2 separate regions of the Homo sapiens genome follow, and region 1 is linked to region 2. Evidence: read pairs that join two places in POLR2A ChIA-PET (ENCODE). Cell type or tissue: PC-9. All regions are shown on one strand.

What was found. ChIA-PET counts read pairs that join two places held together with the same protein. Peaks named below come from ENCODE experiments on the same cell type or tissue, not always from the same donor. Only the 100,000 strongest peaks of a DNase experiment are listed, where the experiment ranks them.
Region 1: POLR2A ChIA-PET joins it to region 2 with 15 read pairs; 5 of 35 experiments call an interaction of 5 or more read pairs at or near these places.

The regions. Positions count from the first base shown.
Region 1 is chr14:50,130,202-50,138,201 of GRCh38, reverse strand. It overlaps SOS2 (SOS Ras/Rho guanine nucleotide exchange factor 2), which reads left to right. Exons shown (of 23, transcript NM_006939.4): 19 at 3,963-4,079; 20 at 7,440-7,701. Among named protein-coding and RNA genes, the nearest start is that of VCPKMT, 18 kb to the right of the region's middle. In PC-9, no CTCF peak of the experiment used is centred here; no DNase peak of the experiment used is centred here.
Region 2 is chr14:50,516,644-50,524,643 of GRCh38, reverse strand. All of the region lies in intron 2 of MAP4K5 (mitogen-activated protein kinase kinase kinase kinase 5), which reads left to right. It overlaps LOC124903312 (a long non-coding RNA gene), which reads left to right and starts at 5,075. Exons shown (of 2, transcript XR_007064160.1): 1 at 5,075-5,115. RefSeq lists enhancers at 2,689-2,738, 2,865-2,924. In PC-9, no CTCF peak of the experiment used is centred here; a DNase peak (open chromatin) is centred at 3,023; H3K27ac peaks cover 1,806 bases.

The sequences.
Region 1 (8,000 bases), 390 kb after region 2:
CTGGGTGACACAGTAAGACTTCTGTCTCAAAATAATAATAGTAGTAATAACTATAAGTATCGGCTGGGCATGGTGGCTCACGCCTGTAATCACAGCACTTTGGGAGGCTGAGGCGGGAGGACCACTTGAGGTCAAGAATTTGAGACCAGCCTGACCAACATGGTGAAACCCTGTCTCTACTAAAAATACAAAAAATTAGCCGGGCATGGTGGCGGGTGCCTGTAATCCCAGCTACTTGGGAGACTGAAGCAGGAGAATCATTTGAACCCAGGAGGTGGAGGCTGCAGTGAGCCGAGATCATGCCACTGCCTTCCAGCCTGGGTGACAGAGGGAGACTCCGTCTCAAAAAATAAAATAAAAAATATTAACTATAAGAGTATAATTGGATTATTCATAATACAAAGGATAAATGCTTGAGGGAATGGATACCCCACTCTCCATGATGGGATTATTCTACATTACATGCCTGTATCAAAACATCTCTTATACCCTACAAATATATACACCTATTATGTACCCATGAAAATTAAAAATTTTAAAAATTAAAAAAAAATTTTAGATCTTGTGTGACCTGTAAGAAATATCATAATTATTTGTCTTGCTATGAAAATAATAGAAAAAAATTAATCAGTAGATAGCATGTTAAACATTAGACATTCTACACTATCTGCAGTTGTTAATATTGTTACTAAGTACTTTCTTTTGAAAGTATTGCTTCTTTGTGTAGTTGGTTCAAGCTACACCATAAAAAGTGAATGACAAAGTAGAATGATGTCCATGCAGTAAAAAGAAAATTCATTTCTAGATTTGATAGCCATTTTAGATAATGTTACATGTAGCAAAATAACGTTATATAATTCATAAGAACAGTGTGTTTAAATAGGAAAAGGGTCAGCAAAGTGGTATATGTATGCCTGGCAGAAGATGATTTTTCTAACATCCTGTCGATTGATGTTCTATTTTGAGCAATAGTGTGTAATATTGATACTATAGTACTATAAAATATGAAACAACCTTCTAAATTAAACTATGATATTATGTTTATGCTAAATGAATGTTATTATATTATACTTGAACTTGGGAACATATTATAACTATCAACCAGAATAAGTTTACGTGTCATATTAAAAACTGCGCTAAACTTTTTAGACATAATCTGCATGCAAATTGGGCATATTGAGTGAAAATATCCACCATTACTTCCACCCTCCTAAATTATGAGATAGAAACTTCTTTGTTCCCGGTTCAAAACAAAGTACCCTAAAGTCCTAAGAAAAAGACCACCTAAAGCATACCATTTATAAAAATGATAGGTCGGGCACAGTGGCTAATGCCTGTAAATCCAGCACTTTGAGAGGCTGAGGTGGGTGGATCACCTGAGGTCAGGAGTTCAAGACCAGCCTGGCCAACGTGGTGAAACTCTGTCTCCACTAAAAATACAAAAATTCGCTGGGTGTGGTGGCACGTGCTTGTAATCCCAGCTACTCAGGAGGCTGAGGTGGGAGGATCGCTTGGACCCAGAAGGCAAATGTTGCAGAGAACTGAGATAGAGCCACTGCACTCTAGCCTAGGTGACAGAGCGAGACTGCATCTCAAAAAAAAAAAAAAAAGATACTTGCTCTTAAAAAAAATAAAGGTGGTAACCTACTGATGGTGACCTATTTCATCCCCTCTCACCATTGAACCCGCCCTCTGTGATGTGGGGCTTCGGAGAGCTAAGGAAATATGGTCCCCACAGGAATAATGTTACACTTTAATTCGGTATGCTTGAAATAGTACTTTTAGTATTTATATCTCAGAACCATACCTGCTAATTGGTGTTTGTGGTGTGGTCTAGGGTTCCTACCACCATTTAAAGCATTTTTGGGAGGAAGTGTCTTCTATATGATTGAGTCAAACAAAATAAATTTAAAATGTAGACAAAGTAGCTATTCACTTTTCAAATCATACTTAAATAAATAGTATTTAAAATAGAGCAAAGGATGAGGAAATCAAGAATACTGCTGTTATAGCTTTCTGAAAGCCTTTAATTACTAGTGGCTAATATTTAATTTAGCTAACCTGAACATAAGAACACATTGTTTCAGTATTGTTAAAAGAGTAATACAATTTTCTTGAAATTGGCAGAATGCCTTAAAAATGGGAAGAATTTTATACTAGAAATTTTAAAGCTCATTTTGCCTACTGCTAAAGCTAAAACCTAGTACCATTTTTATATATGCTTCTAAACCACTTCAAAATTAAATAAAGCTAAATCCAGTAATTTGCTGCTAAGGAATTTTTCTAAGGAAATCATAAAAAATGTACAGAAAAATTTATATATAGGAGTTAATAAAAATAATTATTATAATAGCAAAAAATTAGAAAGTACCTATATGGATAACTAGCTATATGGAGATTATTACATTCTGAAATATCCATCTGATGAAATACTATAGAGTTAAAATTTGTATTTTGTAAAATAAGCAAACTGGCTGGGTGAGGTGGCTCATACCTGTAATCCCAGCACTTTGGAAGGCTGAGTGAGACTCCATCTCAAAAAAAAAAAAAAAAAAAAAAGCAAACCACATTGAAAAAAGTTAATTGAATATAAACTTCAGAAAGATTAAAATTGATATCCCAGTTTTTCAGGAAAATATATATATAAATTATTAATAATTATATATAAATACATATATACATGCATATATTTACATGCACAGTAAAATCATTGGAAGATAGTCTAATATTTAAATGTAAACAATGATATTTCTGGTTTGTAAGATTACTGTTTCTTTTTCTTTTTTTCTCTTTTTTTGGCAGTGCTAAATCACCTGAATTTTCTACGTTAAAACTTAAATTTAAGCTTAAAATATTTTTTGATAAAGACAAAAATTTTAAACATTTTATTTATTAGGCTTTTTTTAAGAGGAGAGGTCTCACCATATTGCCCTGGCTGGTGTCAAATTCCTGGGCTTAAGCAGTCCCCCGGCCTCAGCCTCCCAAACTGCTAGGATTACAGGTGTGAGCCATCATGGCTTGGCTCAGATAAAAACATTTTTTATACTAGAAGTTAGCACAGATAGGTTTAACTTTATAATCATTCTTTCTTTCTTTCTTTCTTTCTTTCTTTTTTTTTTTTTTTTTTTTTGAGACAGTCTCGCTCTTGTTGCCCAGGCTGGAGTGCAATGGTGTGATCTCGGTTCACCTCAACCTCCGCCTGCCAGGTTCAATTGATTCTCCTGTCTCAGCCTCCTGAGTAGCTGGGATTACAGGCATGCGCCACCACGCCCAGCTAATTTTGTATTTTTAGTAGAGATGGGGTTTCTTCATGTTGGTCAGGCTGGTCTCAAACTCCCGACCTCAGGTGATCCACCCACCTCAGCCTCCCAAAGTGGTGGGATTACAGGCGTGAGCCACCGTGCTCGGCCTATAATCATTCTTGACATTACTTTTAAAGTAATTTAAATGACTACTTTTAAAGTAAAAGGAATTTCCAGAGTAATTATAAATGATCAAGAATGATCTATAAATTGGATTAACAGACCTTAATCTAATTTATCTCCACTTTTTTTCTGATTATCAAAACTTCATTGTGGATTATAACCATAGCTTTGTTCTAAACACTTTTGGTAGCTTACTAGTGATGATCATTTGTTACAATGAGTAGGAGTAAAGTTTCCTAAGGAATAAGTAGTGCTACTGCTGAGCCATTAAAATGATAATAAATGAAAACTCATATTCTTAATAGAACTTTAAGACTAGAATATAACTTCCACAGAAATTATATAATCTTATTCAGAAGTAAAGAGATTGGAATAAGCAACACTTGTGAACTTTTCACATATTGTGGGCTCTTAATGTGTTATTTTTTAGCATTAAATAAGTAATTTTCAGCAAAAAATTTTAATGAGATCTTATTTTAATAAGATCTAAAATATATACTTACTATATATGCACTTGTGTTATTTGTTTAATTCCAGAGATTCTTTGAAAACCTTAACCCCATGGGAAGTGCATCTGAAAAAGAGTTTACAGATTATTTGTTCAACAAGTCACTAGAAATTGAACCTCGAAACTGCAAACAGCCACCTCGATTTGTAAGTCTTTTATAATTTCGGGAACAAGTGTTCTGTTTTTTAAAATATTATTTTCAATGTTTAACAACCTGTTATCTTAAAAATGTAATTGAATGGCTGTTCCTAGGTGTTTTGTTTGCAGTAATATACTATTTCTAAAACTGGGGGGGGAAATGTCAGCCTTTTGATAAAATCTGGTTTATGCCTTATCTTGGTACTACTTATTTATGTGTCTACTTTTGATCCCTCCTAGAATAATACAAAAAGGTGTGAGAAAGTGAGAACTTAATAGGTAGCTGAATGGAACAGAAAAAAAAAGAAAAGACCTGGGAAGGAGTAAGCAAATGTATTTTGGTTCTTGTGACTTGATATGACTTCTGCCATTAGGGCTCCATGGTCCATAGTTGCCTCTGGAACCCATCTCTGTCACTAGAATTTGATGCTACAATTTCCAGTTACTGCAGGAGTTTGCAGTGGCAACAGAAGTAGTAGAAGATGAACTCTAAGTAGCTAAAAGTGAAGCAAGATATAGAAGGAAGTAAAAACACAAACCAACTTTAGGTGAAGCAGGAAGTCAGGTAGTTTCATGCTATCTCATCTTCACAATTGTGTGATATATGAGGGGACTTCAAAAAGTTCATAGAGACCGGGCATGGTGGCTCACACCTGTAATCCCAGCACATTGGGAGACCAAGGCAGGCAGATTGCTTCAGTTCAAGAGTTTGAGACCAGCTTGGGCAACATGGCAAAACCCTGTCTCTACCAAAAATACAAAAAAATTAGCCAGGCATGGTGGTGCACGCCTGGGGGCGGAGGTTGCAGTGAGCCAAGATCACTCCACTTCACTCCAACCTGGGTGACAGAGCAAGACCCCGTCTCAAAAAAAAAAAAAAAGAAAAAAGAAAAAAGAAAAAAAGTTCATGGAAAAATGGAATGAAAAGATAAATTTTTTTGATGGAATTAAAAGATAAACATAAAAACATAAACTTTATTTCCCAACATAAGCTTCCTCAAGTTCAGGACACTTTTGTAAGCGCTAATACCAACCATTTTGTCCATCCCTAAAAAACTAAAGATCCTGGGAATTTAACCATATCATTGCAGTCTCTTTTACATTATTAACTGAAGAAAAATGGTTGCCCTTTAATTTTTTTTTTTATAATTAGGAAACAAAAAAAGTCAGAAGGAGCCAAGTCAAGACTGTAAGTGGATGCCTAATGATCTGCCATCAAAACTCTCAAAGAATTGCTCTGGTTTAATGAGAGGGATGAGCAGGAGCATTGTTGTGGTGGAGAAGGTCTCCTTGGTGAAGCTTTCCTGGTTGTTTTTCTGCAAAAGCTTTGGCTAACTTTCTCAAAACAGTCCCATAGTAAGCAGATGTTATTGTTCTTTGACCCTCTACAAACTCAACAAGAAAAATGCCTTGAGCGTCCTAAAAAACTGTTGCCATGACCTTTCTTTTTGTTTTTGTTTTGTTTTTTTTGAGACAGAGTCTCGCTCTGTCACCCAGGCTGGAGTACAGTGGTGCAATCTCAACTCACTGTAACCTCCACCTCCCAGGTTCAAGCAATTCTACTGCCTCAGCCTCCCACGTAACTGGGATAACAGGTGTGTGCCACTACGCCCGGCTAATTTTTGTATTTTTAATAGAGATGAGGTTTCACCATGTTGGCCAGGCATGTCTTGTACTCCTGACCTCAAGTGATCCACCTGCCTCGACCTCCCAAAGTGATGGGATTACAGGTGTGAGCCACCATGCCCAGCCTTTTTTTTTTTTTTTTTTTTTTTTAATGGCAATAGAGTCTTGCTATATTGCCCAGGCTGGTCTCAAACCCCTGGCCTTAAATGATCCTCCTGCCTCAGCCTCCCAAGGTGCTAGGATTACAGGCATGAGCCACTGTGCTTGGCCAACCTTTGCTCTTGACTGATTTGGTTTTGCTTTGACTGGACCACACTTCCACCTCTTGGTAGCCATTGCTTTGATTGTGCTTTGTCTTCAGGATGATACTGGGAAACCGTGTTTCATTTCCTATTAACAGTTTTTCAAACAAATGCTTCAGGGTCTTGATCCCACTTATTTAACATTTCATTGAAAGTTTTGCTCTTGTCTGCAGCTGATCTGGGTGCAGTGGTTTTGCCATCCATCTAGTGGAAAGTTTGCTCAACTTTAATTTTTCAGTCAGAATTGTATAAGCTGAACCAGTTGAGATATCTGTGGTGTTGGCTATCATTTCTGTTGTTAATCATAGGTCCTCTTCAATTAGAGCAGGAATGAGATTTTTTCCTCAGAAATTGATGTTGATGATCTGCCGCCATTGGCTTTACCTTCCATATCATCTGATCCCTTGTTAAAAATGAGTTATCAATTTGTAAACAGCTGATTTCTTTGGGGCATTGTCCCCATAAACTTTTCATAAAGTATTAGTGATCTCACCATTCTTCTACCCAAGCATCATCATGGATTTGATATTTGTTCTTGCTTCAATTTTAGCAGAATTCGTGTTCCTCTGATAGGGATTCTTTACAAACCGATGTGTTATCCTTCTTAGTATCTCAAACTAGATATGTTTGAGTATCTCAAACTAGATATGTTTGAGCATCTCAAACTGTTCAGACATGTTATAATAAGTTAGTATGAGTTTATTTTGATGGAAAAAAATGAAAGTCATGCATAGTTATTTCATAATAGACATTTGCCATGCACTTTTTGAAAACCCCTCATAGATCTTATTCTCATTTTACAAAGGAAAATAGTGAGATTCCAAGGGGTTAAATAAGTTTTTCAAGGCTGCATAGCTAGATATTGGCACAGTTGAGATCTTAACTCAAGTTTTCTGATCTGAGTTCTGTGTTTTTTATTTGATTACTCCTGCCAGAACTTGAAAAATGGGACAGAGGTGATGGTGGGAGACAATGATAGGAATTTTCTCCAAAGATTTTTAAAGCATCAATGTAGAGGTTGATCATTTAGTATAGGAAGGGGAAAAAATGATCTTTTTTTTTTCTGAAGCATATAGCATAATATGTTTCATAAATTATGTTCCCAGTAAATGTTTGTAAAATCTATATAGATATTTTCAAAGAGAAGTTTAGGTTCATATGTTTTAGGAGTAAAATGTGATTTTCACATAAAATTTCAAGAATTTTATTTCTGCAGTGCTGAAAAGAGACTTACTTATATTCCAATTCATTTTAAAATTAAGCCAGTCAAATCCAGAAGATTCTACTAGAATGATACAGGCTGTCATTGCAGACTGAAGGACTGCACGCTTAAGAACTGTATGCTTAAGAACTAATAAGACTAATAAGGTAGCTCTAAGTCACAGAAACAAATTGTTGTCTATGCAAATTTGTGACATTAATTATGTTTGCTTTTCTCAGCCTAGGAAATCAACTTTTTCCTTAAAATCTCCTGGAATAAGGCCTAACACAGGCCGACATGGCTCTACCTCAGGTACTTTACGAGGTCACCCAACACCATTAGAAAGAGAACCATGTAAAATAAGCTTTAGTCGGATTGCTGAAACTGAGCTGGAATCAACAGTGTCAGCACCAACCTCTCCAAATACACCATCTACTCCACCAGTATCTGCTTCTTCAGACCTTAGTGTATTTTTAGATGTGGATCTCAACAGCTCCTGTGGTAAGTATTTGATGTAAACCGCTTGGTAAAAAAGGAATCCTGTGTCTCAGATAATTCTTATCATTTTAATTAGGGAACTATAGAATCCTTTGCAAACTATATTAGTGTGAAAAGTGATATCTAAATGTGAAAATAATGATTAATACAAGAAGTAGAGCATAATTTGTGCATTGTTGATGCATATTATCTTCTAATTTACTCATTCAACAAAGATTTGTTTAGTACCTTTTGGGTCCCACTACCAGTCTAAAGGGAGCAATAGATGATGAATAAGAAAACAAATAGATAAGTTCTGTGAT
Region 2 (8,000 bases):
TTTCTGTTTAAACATTACATTTCTCGGTGGGGGGGCTTTTCTGTCCCTTAGAGTAGGTCACACCTAGCAGCTGTATGTTTTCAAAGCTCCATGTACATTTTTTATCATGATACTCATCATTTATCACTTCTCATTTTTGCTTGTCTTCCTGGTAGACTAAAACTGCATGAGAACAGAGATCTTATGTTTACTGTTGAAACACCTGTACTAGTATATTGCCTAGTATATAGTATGTGGTCAATAAATATGCCTTGAAGGAGTAAGCAGCATAGTGGTCATGTAAGCAAGGAGTTGGAAGGGTTCATTAAGAGTAGAGTTGAGGTATGATTGGTAAGTGAGGAAGTAGAGGGAATGTAGCCTGCTCTCTGAAGCAGCTTAGCTATGACAGGAAAGAGAAATGAGGCACACAAATGTTTCTTCTTGTTTCAGGGTTTTACTTTCATCAAGACTGAGTGATTACAGCATTCAGTTACCATTCTTTAAGTTTGTCGTATCACCCAAGTGTCTAAGACGATTGCTGAGTTTAGAGATGGAATTCTACAGAGAAGGAAATCAAGACAAAGAATTTGGGAGGAATTGAGAATTCAGAAAGCAGATAAAAGGAAAAAACATAGGATGGATTTTTAGGGACTAGAGTAGGGGATAAATGTAAAAACCTCCCTCCCTTTCTGATCTGGAGCCTTGTTTGTTTATTTCCAGTCCTAGTTGTTCCACTGCGAGCATGGTTAGAGTGAGGCATGTTAATGAATGGGAGCTGGGATGGAGAACTGGGAGGACAGGATGCAAAGGAGTATTTAACATTCAACAAATACTTATAGAAGGCCTCCTATGGGGCAGACACTGTTGTGGTGCCTTGTGATACATCTAGTGAACAAAGCGGACAAAGATTCCTCCCCTCATGGAACTCAAATTTTAGTGGGGGGAGAGAGACAACAAACATAATAAACACATTGTATAATACGTTACAAGGAGATTAAAGGTATAGAAAGAAGAAAAGGTTGAATGGTTAAGGAGGATCAGGAATGCCTGAATGGAGTGAAGAAGGCAGGTTGGGGAATTATATAAGGATGGTCAGGGTAGGCCTCATTGAAAAGGTTAGATTTGAACAGACTTGAAGGGCATTAGGGAGTTAACCAAGTGGATAACTGGGTAATCAAAGGAAGTCTTAAATCTCTTTCTTATTGAGTCACCGGAACCTGTGTCTGTAGCTGAATTCTAAGCTTAGGGGCAGGCATATTATCTAAGACACAAGCATGGCCATCACCATGCCTTATTGACTGGTGCAGGACCACAGGTCATTGTGATTTTTATTTATTTATGATTTTTTTTTTTGAGACAGAGTTTCGCTCTTGTTGCCCAGGCTGGAGTGCAATGGTGTGATCTCAGCTCACCGCAACCTCCACCTCCCAGGTTCAAGCGATTCTCCTGCCTCAGCCTCCCTAGTAGCTGGGATTACAGGCATGGGCCACCACGCCCGGCTAATTTTGTATTTTTAGTAGAGATGGGATGTCTCCATGTTGGTCAGGCTGGTCTCGAACTCCCGACCTCAGGTGATCCACCCGCCTCAGCCTCCCAAAGTGCTGGGATTACAGGTGTGAGCCACTGCGCCCAGCCCATTGTGATTTTTAATTAAGTTCAGCAGTTGGTTGTAGGTTACCAAGTCTTATGTTATTTTTTTAAGCATGAATTTGTAAGCAAAGAAAATGTAGCTGTTTCTTATGTCTTCTCTCCACCAGTATACTTTGATCTTTAAATATTAAGAGTCTAGTCCAATGCCTAAAAATCTGAAGGTAATAAAAAATAGATGTATGTGATGTTATTTCTCTGACATTTGATATCAAAACATCACCTACTTTCTTATTTTTTGATAGTAACACAGCTGAACTATATGAATATACTGTCCTTTTTGTGTCCTGTGTCTGACATTATGAGAGACTCTTGGTTTTCATATTTGAGTGAGAGAGTGAATAACTTGGAAAAATAGCTTAACAGTAGAAAATAAGAGAGGAAGGATTGTCCTTCAAAAACTTTAAATTATATTTCTTATTAAATAAATGTTATGTTAAATGTTGTATAAGGTCACTGCGAAAATAAAACATGTTTTATTGGGATGATGTGCTACTGTTGTGGATATTTACTATTTTAAAAGTCATCTGGGTAAAATCTTATTATTTATTTTTCTTACTGTTCAGAGGTAGGCTTATTTTGTGACTGCCTAAAGAGAAAATATGGTTCTAATGATGAATGTGAAGCTCTGAACCATACCTGGGAGCAAAATACATGTTATGAAAACTGTAAAAGAAGTAAAAAGTACTTTCAACTTGGTGAAGATAGACATAAAACAGTGCCGTCACTAGTGCAAGTATAGCAATGCATCACTAGTGTAGTCCCCAGATTGACTTGTGGATACAGCTGCAACCTTGGGCTTATTCATCTAGTATTCTAGTTCTTTGTTTACATAGGTTTAGCATTTTCACTTTGATCTTCATTTCCAGTGTATTTTATGAAGACAAATGGGATAGAATACAGATTGACTTAGATTTCTTTTTTTAGTTTTGCTTTCAAAATTTAAAAGGGTTTCACTTGTAAACTAACATTGTGGTTTCAGACCAAGAACACAGAAAGAAAAACATGAACTCTATTAACAAGCAATACTTGTGTTTTTGGGGCTTTGTTGTCAGTTTGAGAACTTTGACTAAGATAAATGAATTCACTTGGTGGTATTGGACTATTTTGAGTATTTGTATATGGAGAGTTTTATTAGAAGGCTATTGCTTTCCAGTGACGTGAAGTACTAGTCAAGTTTGAGAGGGTAGATGACTCTCTGAGAAGGACAAGATGAATTTAGGCCTAATATAATTTTATTTCTGTTAAATATAATCTCTCATGGAGATTTTGAGATGATGATGTGGGAAGCCCAGCTGATAGTCAGATCTGTCCTTGGAGGTGTTTGGGCTAGTGAGTCATACTGGCCCCCGCCTTCCAACATATTTATGAAAATGAAATTGGATTAAAATGACTAAGAATGACTAATGTTTGTATAACACTCTCATGATCAGTGTGTGATTTGTTTCACACGATAATCTAGTGAAGTAGGTGGAACAGATGTGCTATCATCCCTATTTTACCCAAGAAGAAACTTACTGTTACCCTCAATCTTACTGTTAGTAGATGGCACTGTAAGGACTTGAATCTAGATCTTCTGATTCCAGTCTCTGCTCTTTCCATTATTCCAAGCCACCTTAGGACTGCATCTTTAAATTCACTACTCTACACATAGTCCTTAACACATTGTCTGCCATGCTGTAGGCACTATACATATTATGGTCAGATGAGGCTTAGAAGCCTTACCCCTCTACTGAGAAATGAGGGATTTATGGACTGATTTCAATACGTAAAACTTTAGGTCTCAGCACCAGTTTTCAGATGCACTTCTTCCTGGTTATCACTTGGTCATTACTCTGACCCTCATGTTTCCATTCAGAGCCCAGGCTTGATTTACCTTTACTATCAAAATGACTTTGCCCGGGTGTGGTGGCTCACACCTATAATCCCAGCACTTTGGAAGGCCAAGGTGGGTGGATCACCTGAGGTCAGGAGTTTGAGACCAGCCTGGCCAACATGTTGAAACCCTGTCTACGAAAAATACAAAAATTAGCTGGGTGTGGTGGTGGAAGCCTGTATTCCCAACTACTTGGGAGGCTGGAAGTGGGAGAATCACTTGAACTGGGAGGTGGAGGTTGCGGTGGGCAAAGATCGCGCCACTGCACTCCAGCCTGGGCAACAAGAGTGAAACTCCATCTCAAAAAAAAAAAAAAAAAAAGATGACTTTGCCGATAGCCACCTTACAATACAAATAACTAAAACCAGAAACGGTCCCGTTTTTGGTTGCTGCATATTCTTCCTGCTGTGCCTTCTCTTGTCCTCATTTTGTTGGAACTTTATATTTATGTTTATTGTTAATTAACTGAGTCCTATAAACTAGGCTCTGTAATGCTGTTATAAATTATAAAATGTGAATGATTTCAGGCAGATAGAATAACCTGCCTTAAGTAGCATTAGCTAGTTTTGTTTGCTTCTTTCTGATTTAGGATAATTAGGACTGCCTGAGAAGGATTGTGACTTCCAGCTTTGTCTTTTTTTGAGACAGAGTCTTGCTCTGTCGCCCAGGCTGGAATGCAGTGCCATGATCTCGGCTCACTACTACCTTCGCCTCCCGGGTTCAAGCAATTCTTCTGCCACAGCCTCCTGAGTAGATGGGACTACAGGCGCACGCTGCCATGCCCGACTAATTTCTTTTTTATTTTAGTAGAGATGGGGTTTCACCATGTTGCCCAGGCTGGTCTTGAACTACCGACCTCAGGTGATGTGTCCACCTTGGCCTCCTAAAGTGCTAGGATTACAGGCGTGAGCCACCACGCCCGGCCAAATTTTTGTATTTTTAATAGAGACAGGGTTTCACTATGTTGGCCAAGCTGGTCTTGAGCTCCTGACCTCGTGATCCACCCGCCTCGGCCTCCCAAAGTCCTAGGATTACAGGTGTGAGCCACCACGCCCAGCCCCAGCTTTGTCTTATGAAATAATGTGTTATTTCTCACATGCATGCATCCCTTTGTTGGTGCCCCGTGCCTTCTTGACCCCCTTATTAACTCTTCATGTATCCAAATCAGAAAGAATCAGGTGTAACTTAATATATTTTTAAAGACATCTTTTAAGGAACTAGTTTTGCATTTTCAGCTTTGGTTCTTCATTGTAATACATGCTAGAGATGTTTGGGTCCTTTACCAGTTTTTTCCAGGAATTGTTTCCTGTTATTCTTAATGTAGTAGTAAAGATCTACAGGTAGGACTCACCTTCCTATATGTTTGTCTCTCTCTTCTTGCCTTGGCATAGATAGCCTTCTTTTACCTACCTTTTTATTTTCAAAATACATTTTAAGTGATACATGTTCATTTTTTATTTTTATTTTTATTTATTTTATTTATTTTTTGAGATGGAGTCTCACTTTGTCGCCCAGGCTGGAGTACAGTGGCACAATCTCGACTCATTACAACCTCCGCCTCCCAGGTTCAAGCAATTCTCCTGCTTCAGTCTCCCGAGTAGCTGGGACTACAGGTGCGTGCCACCACACTTGACTAATTTTTGTATTTTTATAGAGACAGGGTTTCACCGTGTTGGCCAGGCTTGTCTCAAACTCCTGACCTCAGGTGATCTGCCCTTCTTGACCTCCCGAAGTGCTGGGATTACAGGCATGAGCCACTGTACCTGGTGATACATGTTCATTTTTAAAACTATATAGGAATGAAAAATTACTTGTGTCTCCTTTACCAAGAGATAAACATTCCCAACTTTTAAAAATTCATATTAAGGACATACGTATAAATCATAGAATAGATATGTATAATAATATACAGTATATATTATATAGATGTATATTTGATAACGTGCTTTTAAATTTAACAATATATAACAACTTTTTGTCAGTAAATATACATATTTAATACTTGTGTATTATTTTCTTGTATAGTTATATAATTTTTAGTTCATTATATACAAACATACAAGCAATTGTCTCCAATATTTCTTTATTGTAAATAATGCTGGGATCAGTATCCTTGAACAGATTTTTTTCACACAATCTTAATTATTTCTTTAAATAAATTTCTAGAGCTAAATTTCCTAAATTGTCTTAAAGGTTTTGGTGAATTTTAACCAATTATTCTCCAAAAAAATTTGCACCCATCAACAATGACTGAGAGTTCACATCTTCCCTACCCTGAAACTCAAGCCCTTTCCTCCCTTTCCTTTGCCATTAAGACCTCCAGATAATTAGTTCAATTTAAGTAATCCTCTGTAAGTAATTCTTCTTTTAATAAAATCAGTCTGTGTTAGAAAAGAGTTGGGAGAAACCTTTTCAGAGACAGATGAGTATCCTAATAGATTGGGCGGAAGACCTGAGATTGAAGTCATGTGAACAGATTTTGGGTCATTCTAAGGGAAGGCTTTAGGCTCTGAATCTGTCTGCCTGGGAGTGGGGAAATTGTGCAGTATAGCCTCCTTCCATGGGATAGGAAGCACCTGTCCAGACCTGTATAATTGTGTGGAAGCCAGCCTGGAAGTAACTTGCTCCACAAAAATTAAGGAGTTTTGCACCGCATGTTCTCGCTTATAAGTGGGAGTTGAACAGTGAGAACACAGGGACACAGGGAGGGGAATAATACACACTAGGGCTTGTTGGTGGTGGGGGGTGAGGAGAAGTAACTTAGAGGACAGGTCGATAGGTGCAGCAAACCACCATGGCACACATATACCTATGTAACAAACCTGCACATTCTTCTGCACATGTATCCTGTAACTTAAAGTAAAAATAAAAAAAAAATTAATGAGTTTAGGAGCTAGCAGGGAACCTGTGGCTGGCACATAGTGCATATAACCCCTACCTTGTCCTTTACAAATGGTCATTTATAACTTCTTATTTAAATAATAAGGATATACTGTGTTTGGAAGTAGTTGGTCTTTTTTTTGGACGTTTTAATTGCTAGAGAAAACTTTCTTATATGGATCTAAAATCTGCCCCATTGAAACTCAGGGCAGGTACAGATATTTTTATTCATCTTAGTAATTCCTTGCTGTTACTCTACTAATATTATCCTTGTATCTGAGGTACCTGATGCTTCAGAGGTGCTCAGTGAATAAATGTTAAATTGATGTATGACTAATATATGTAGTGATTAAAGCCTTTCTTTTTCCCAAAATGATTTATAATAAAAGTAAAATGAAGCACTTTCTTTACTCTTGTCAGAGGATAAAATATTGCATTCTGTTTTGGATCGAACACTTTCAACGTTTATTTTTTGTTTTATTTTTTGAGACGGAGTTTCACTGTCGCCCAGGCTGGAGTGCAGTGGCGGTATCTTGGCTTACTGCAACCACTGCAACCTCCGCCTCCCGGGTTGAAGCAATTCTCCTGCCACAGCCTCCTGCGTAGCTGGAACTACAGGTGCCCACCCATCATGCCCTGCTAATTTTTGTATTTTTAGTAGAGACAGGATTTCACCATGTTGACCAGGATGGTCTTGAACTCCCGACCTCAAGTTATCCACCCACCTCGGCCTCCCAAAGTGCTGAGATTACAAGTGTAAGCCACCATGCCCAGCCTCAACATTTATTTTTAAAACTTAAAAATATTGTAGGCTGGGCGCGGTGGCTCATTCCTGTAATCCCAGCACTTTGGGAGGCCGAGGTGAGCGAATCACCTGAGGTCAGGAGTTCGAGACCAGCCTGGCCAACATGGTGAAACCCCGTCTCCACTAAAAATACAAAAATTAGCTGGGCGTGGTGGCACGTGCCTGTACTCCCAGCTACTCTAGGGCCTGAGGCAGGAGAATTGCTTCAACCCAGGAGGCAGAAGTTGCAGTGGGCGGAGATCACGCCACTGCACTCCAGCCTGGGTGACAGAGTGAGACTCTGTCTTAAAAAAAAAAAAAAAAAGTATTGTAATTTTGTAGAAACCTGAAAAAAAGAAATGTTGCCTTTGTTGTCATGAATCTAATGTTATAACTACTATCATTTTTGTTGGACATCAAACTTTGAGCACATAATCAAAGTAAATAATAACTAGACTGGTGGGAAGGGTCTAGAATTTATATGGCATGGCATATTGAAAAATTTGTGTTTTGTCTGTAGGTAGAAGCAAACTTATATTTTTATCTGAGCAGAGTTAGAATTAGAGCTTAGGCCTCCTGACTTTCATAGGGACTCAATACTTATTGAATAAATTAATGAATTTAGAGATCTGAATTTGTCATATAGTAGAAGGAGTAGGTTAAGTCAGTGTTATCTTACAAACCAAAACTGGGACCACTGAAGAGAAATTATTGGAGAATATATTTGCTTATCGCAGAAAAGCCTTTATACAACTACAGTTATACTAAAAATGAATGTATTAGACCACCATAGATTAAGTAGAAGAGATGTGCTCTTTAAAAGAGAGATTGGAT